2 separate regions of the Homo sapiens genome follow, and region 2 is linked to region 1. Evidence: chromatin loops called from intact Hi-C (ENCODE). Cell type or tissue: chondrocyte. All regions are shown on one strand. Each heading gives the region's core, and the rest is flanking DNA. Links, peaks and the distances in the headings are about the cores only. Region 1 holds the start of AXL (AXL receptor tyrosine kinase). Region 2 overlaps HNRNPUL1 (heterogeneous nuclear ribonucleoprotein U like 1).

Region 1 (2,898 bases), core at 266-2,765:
CACTGGGATTCCAACTTGGGTCCCCTTCATGTCGCCTGTATTTGGTGTCCCATTTAGGCGTCCATGCAGGTTTTGGCGTGTCTGAAGATCTGTGTCTCCCCAAGTAAGTGTCCCCCATGGATGCCCACCCAGCCGTGTCCTCCTGTCTCTGAGGTTTCTCCAGGAATCGAGCTCCTGGCCTGGCTTGTCTGAGTGTGTCTGTGGGCCAGTAGCATGCCCCTGCCCGTCTGGGTCCCTCTGCGTGTCTCTGCTTGTCCTAGCCTGTGTGTGTCAGTGACGTCTAAGAGTGTGTGTGCGTGCGTGCGTGCGTGCGTGTGTGTGTGTGTGTGTGTGTCCTTGTCCGAGGAGCCGAGAGAGTGAGGGGGAATGAAGGGCCAAGGAGGCCTGGCTGGGGCTGGGCTGGGGGTGGAGGCGGGGAGAGGGGCGTCACGGCCTGAGCTGAGAGGGGAGTGGAGTTCTGGAGGAATGTTTACCAGACACAGAGCCCAGAGGGACAGCGCCCAGAGCCCGGATAGAGAGACACGGCCTCACTGGCTCAGGACAGGGGGCACAGCCACCAGGGTCCCCTTCCCCCTCCTCAGCTCCCTCCCTGGCCCCTTTAAGAAAGAGCTGATCCTCTCCTCTCTTGAGTTAACCCCTGATTGTCCAGGTGGCCCCTGGGCTCTGGCCCTGGTGGGCGGAGGCAAAGGGGGAGCCAGGGGCGGAGAAAGGGTTGCCCAAGTCTGGGAGTGAGGGAAGGAGGCAGGGGTGCTGAGAAGGCGGCTGCTGGGCAGAGCCGGTGGCAAGGGCCTCCCCTGCCGCTGTGCCAGGCAGGCAGTGCCAAATCCGGGGAGCCTGGAGCTGGGGGGAGGGCCGGGGACAGCCCGGCCCTGCCCCCTCCCCCGCTGGGAGCCCAACAACTTCTGAGGAAAGTTTGGCACCCATGGCGTGGCGGTGCCCCAGGATGGGCAGGGTCCCGCTGGCCTGGTGCTTGGCGCTGTGCGGCTGGGCGTGCATGGCCCCCAGGGGTGAGTGATGGGGGCTCCTTGGGGCAGGGATCCCCTCGGAGGGGCTGGGGCAGGGGTAGGAGGTGGGGGATGATGGCAGGTGTGGGGGGCCTGGGCTGGCTTAGGGAGTTTCCTTGGGACCACAGAAAAGGGACTTCAAGGGAGGGAGACACAGACTCAGAGACACCAAGTGCGGCAGAGGGAGAGAAAGACTGAGAGAGGAACTGAAGGGCAGGGGGGACAGAAGAGAGGACCCGGAGAGACAGACAGACAAGGAGAAGCTGAGGGCAGGGGTGGGGGCTGGACCTGAGAAGGGGGCCATGGGGAGAGGGGCTGAGCTGAGGGTCGCCAGGAAGGAAGAAATCTTTCCGAAGGGGCACCGAGTCAGGCAGTGGGATGAGGAGGGCTCTGGAGCCCTGGGGGAAAACGCTTCTCCCTGCCAACACCACCCCCCTGACCCGCCACTTGTCCCTACCCCACCAGTCCACTCCATCTCTGGGGAGGAGGCTCTCACTTTGTCTCTCTGTCTCTGCCTCCAGCTCTGCTATCTCTGTGGGTCTCTGTTTCTCTCTCTTTCACAGTCTCTGCCTTTATCTCTCCCTGCTCTCTGAGTCTCTCTCTCTCTTCTCAGCCTCCCTCTGTGACTGTATCCCCCCTCCGCCCCCACCTTTTCTTCTCTCTTGAGGGCTGTTTCTTCATTTTTTCTGTCTTGCCTTGTATCTGTGCTCCTCTCTGTCTCATCTCCCCTGCCTTTCTCTGGCTTCTCCCTCCGCCACCACCCTTATCTCCCCCCACCACCACCCTTATCTCTCTCCCCCAACCCCTGATTCTTCCCCTCCATCCACCAGCACCAGCGCGACCTGTTAAGTCTCTAGAGACCTAAGAGAGGACGGAGGGGGCAGGGGCTGGCCCTGCCAGGCAGTGCAGGGCGTGGGAGGCTGCCAGATCCCGAGCCTCCTTCCCGACGGGATGGACGCTAGATCCCAGTCCCTTGGGAGGGCTCCCGTCCTCCTCTCAGAGCCTCCGCCCTCCACCCCACTCTGAGGTCACTCTGCAACTATGTCGGCCTAAGGGCCTGGCGGGGTCCTGGCCGCCGGTGGGCAGGCAAGGACAGGGTGGAACTGAGGGCCGGAAGGAGCTGGGGGGTTCCTAAGCTAACTCTTCCCATCTCCCCTCCAGGCACGCAGGCTGAAGAAAGTCCCTTCGTGGGCAACCCAGGGAATATCACAGGTGCCCGGGGACTCACGGGCACCCTTCGGTGTCAGCTCCAGGTTCAGGGAGAGCCCCCCGAGGTACATTGGCTTCGGGATGGACAGATCCTGGAGCTCGCGGACAGCACCCAGACCCAGGTGCCCCTGGGTGAGGATGAACAGGATGACTGGATAGTGGTCAGCCAGCTCAGGTGTGTGGCCACATCCCCGAATCCCACTCCCACCTCCGTCACACAGAGGGCAGAAAGCCCACCTGGGTGGGAACCCCAGTTTGACCACTTGTCAGCCGTGCGGCTTTGAGCATGTGATGGAACCTCTAGGTTTCGTTTTCCTCTTCTGCAAAATGAGTTAATAATAGGACATACTTCGTGGTTGTCATGAGCTTCCAGACTGGACACCCTCTTTCCGTTCTGACAGACCCCCTCCCAGTGTCCAGCTCTGACCCTGAACCTCTCTGTCTCTCCTCTTGCCCTGTCAGAATCACCTCCCTGCAGCTTTCCGACACGGGACAGTACCAGTGTTTGGTGTTTCTGGGACATCAGACCTTCGTGTCCCAGCCTGGCTATGTTGGGCTGGAGGGTGAGCTCTGGGGTCAGGGGTCCTGAGGGGTCAGAGGACATGTGGCGCTCATAGGTTGTGGGAAGTCAGGAATCCTGAGGGGTCAAGGTCAAAGGGTGCTGGAGGATTCAGGATGAACCTAG
Region 2 (2,898 bases), core at 126-2,625, 79 kb after region 1:
CCTTGTCCCAGAGGGCCTCAAAATGGAGTACAGAACAGGAACTGACTGGCCTGCTGTGAGGCAAACAAGTTGCCTTTCTGGAGGCTTCTGGGGAGCCTCCGCAGGGCCATGTTGCCCAAGCCCACCCCAGAGTAGGGCACTGTTGCCTGGGAGTTCCGTTAGAGGGCTCTAACAGCTAGAGCCAGGCCAGGCATCAGTTAGAATCAGGGCTGGATGGGTTGACGTCACAGTCAGAACATGTCGTTCTAGTCCTCATTTGCATCCTGGTCAGCAGGTGCCACACTTTCGCCTGAAACAGAAACCCAGGGCTAGAATAGTCTCCCACCGTAACCTGTGTCTTATTTGCAGGCCTTGGAGGAAGGATGTTTCTTTCCTTCATCCCCAGCCAGCCATCCCTAGAGCCTGAAGCCCATTCCATTCTTGACACACCAGCCAGTTCTCTTCCTATAAATGTGGTTCTTTTGACTGGAATTCACCTCACTCTGAGCCCAAAGTAAATCTTTCCTCATCAGCCTTCACTTTGCTCCTCAGATCTAGCTAGGTTTCTCCTGCTGCCAGTATGACCCTGGTGAGCTGTGACAAGTGAGAGTAGACAGGGACAGTGGGGCTTGAGAGATCCTGGGCTGTCACATCATCATTCGTACCTGCTGTGTTCCCTCCTCCCTCCCTCAGACTGTTATACACCAAAACTCCCCATATAGCTTCTCTGAGAAACCCAACTCTTGTCCCTTAGTCCATGTCACAGGGTTCAGGGAACACAGACAGCCACATTTTCTCTTGGAATCAACATCTTCAAGCAGGGTGGGACTGGGAGAAGCAGAAGCTAGGCAGAGGGAACCAAAGCAGCTGGAAAAGCTGACCTAGCTGTTGTGCTGGTCTCATAGCAACAGCTGCCAGCAGCCCCCAGCGACCACAGAAGTGCTGGGCTGGCCCAGGGGCTGTGACCTCACTGTGTTTGCTGTGGCAACAGCCACCAGCAGCTAATTCCCTTTCCTCCAGGAAAGCCAAGTATTTGCATTTCTGCTGGTGTGGTTTAGATACTCTTCTTCCCTTCCCCAAACGAAGGAGTAAGTGGAGGGAGGTGCAGTCTTAAAAACCACTGCTGAGTTGATTCTCAGCACCTCAATTCCAAAGTGCCTGAGAAGCCATCTCTGAGTCTACCCACTTCCAAGGACAAAGGCCAGCTATTTATAAGTCCAATCTGCTCCACCTCCATTCCTCTCATCCCATGAAGCTGCAGGGGCTAGCCGTCTTGGCAGCATTGCTTCTCTTCTCTGTCCCCTCATCAGGACATTGACAGGGCAGTTGTACCACATGGAAGACCTCCAGGACTGTCACTCCATGCCCTCGCAGTTCAGAGGAATCAAAGTAGGATCACTTAGGGGCAAAAAAAAAAAAATGCAGAATGGTCTGGGGCCATATTCACCCTGGCACCTACCTACTCTGAGCTTTTGTGTCAGAAGAAAATTATATTTAGCTGAGGAAGCCAAACTCTTTCTTCCTATGACCAGATGCCACGTTCTGCTTTGGTTTTAGGAATGGAGTCAAAGAAGAGTAGTGGGGAGAGGGGACTTAACTTTTCCTCTGTAACATGATGTTCCTTTTCAAACCATTTGTGGCCCAAGTGCTCTTTGTGGGCCGGTGTCCAAGACCCCAAGAACAGTATGTGTGTGCCTGTCACCCACATGACTGCCCACATCCTCCTTCGTGAGGGTAGGGACACTTTCCCTGGGGGACAGGGAAGAACATTTTTTCCTGGCGCGTGTTTCAGGGCCAGAGGATCTGGTTAGTTTAAGCAACTGCACCCACGGCCCCAGAACTTCCAGCAGATTTGTGCTGGAGTCCTTGGCCCCTGGCTAATCCACATCCAGCACCCTGTTCCTATGTCTTAGAAGACGATCTCTTGAAACCTTGTTTTTTCCTCAAGCTTCAATTTTCCTTGGTATTTTCCATTGGGAAGCCTCTCCTGGATAGTCAGTCCTGTAGGTCTTATTTTCAGATCCACTCTGGGTGTTGACTTTTCACTGCCCACTCCTTTGGCACTAGCCAGAGATTTTTACATCTGCAAATGCTCTCCAGAGCCAGGACGAGGGTGATGATCCTTGTCTTTCAGACGAGGAAATTTGAGACTCAGGCTACTTGGGGACTTGTCTGAGTCTCACAAATAGTAAAGGGCACAGCGGGGATTTCAAGCCCAAGTTTCTTCCCCAAAGCCTGTGTTCATTCCACCCTGTCTCACTGTTCCTGCTTTTCTGCTTGGGAGGTCACTATAAGCTTAACCTTTTCTTTGGTCTGAGTTGCTTCAAGTCAACATGACAGTATAAATATCTACCCAGTGATGACCACATCAATGGCAGCTCACAGTTGTTGAGTGTTGGCTATGAGCCAGGGCCTGGGCTTAGACGAGGGCTTTTACTCACGTGGACTCATTCAGTCCTCACAGCAACCCTAAGACATCCATGCCGTTTTCCCTTTTCAGGGCTTGATTTTACAGAGGAGCAGGCTGAGGCTGGGCCATCCCAGTGCACTGCCCGCTTCCTGTCAAGGTGTCTTCTGCCCTGGAGGCCACCTGTGTCCCCCTACTTGAGTAGTTTCTTGCACTTTGTCAATTGCTTTATGGACATTCTCTTACTCAGTCCTTGCCAGCCCAGGGAGGGAGGCTTTTCAACCCCGTATTACAGATGAGGCAACTATAAGGACTGGCCAAGGTATGTTAGTAGCCACACCAGGACTTGACCCTAGACTCTTTGCACCCAAGCAGGCCACATCTTCAGAATACATTTTTTTTTTTTTGGTCCATTTGTATATACCCCTTTACAGACTGTTTTCCCCATCTGTGGCTTCTTTCTTGGGTCCCTATTAGAGCCACTAAAAAATTGTTTAAATGCAGTTAAAAAC

What was found. A loop is a pair of places that touch in the nucleus more often than their neighbours do. Peaks named below come from ENCODE experiments on the same cell type or tissue, not always from the same donor. Only the 100,000 strongest peaks of a DNase experiment are listed, where the experiment ranks them.
Region 2: a loop joins it to region 1, with 2.6 times the contacts of the local background. A loop is called at or near these places in 77 of 110 quality-filtered maps.

What each region holds. Positions count from the first base shown.
Region 1 is chr19:41,218,471-41,221,368 of GRCh38, forward strand. AXL (AXL receptor tyrosine kinase) reads left to right here and starts at 753. Exons shown (of 20, transcript NM_021913.5): 1 at 753-1,007; 2 at 2,166-2,388; 3 at 2,676-2,776. The coding sequence starts at 923. RefSeq lists an enhancer at 1-718 and a silencer at 327-466. In chondrocyte, for the core only: a CTCF peak has its summit at 1,675; no DNase peak of the experiment used is centred there.
Region 2 is chr19:41,297,542-41,300,439 of GRCh38, forward strand. The region is part of intron 10 of HNRNPUL1 (heterogeneous nuclear ribonucleoprotein U like 1); the gene reads left to right. Among named protein-coding and RNA genes, the nearest start is that of CCDC97, 11 kb to the right of the region's middle. RefSeq lists a silencer at 703-997. In chondrocyte, for the core only: no CTCF peak of the experiment used is centred there; no DNase peak of the experiment used is centred there.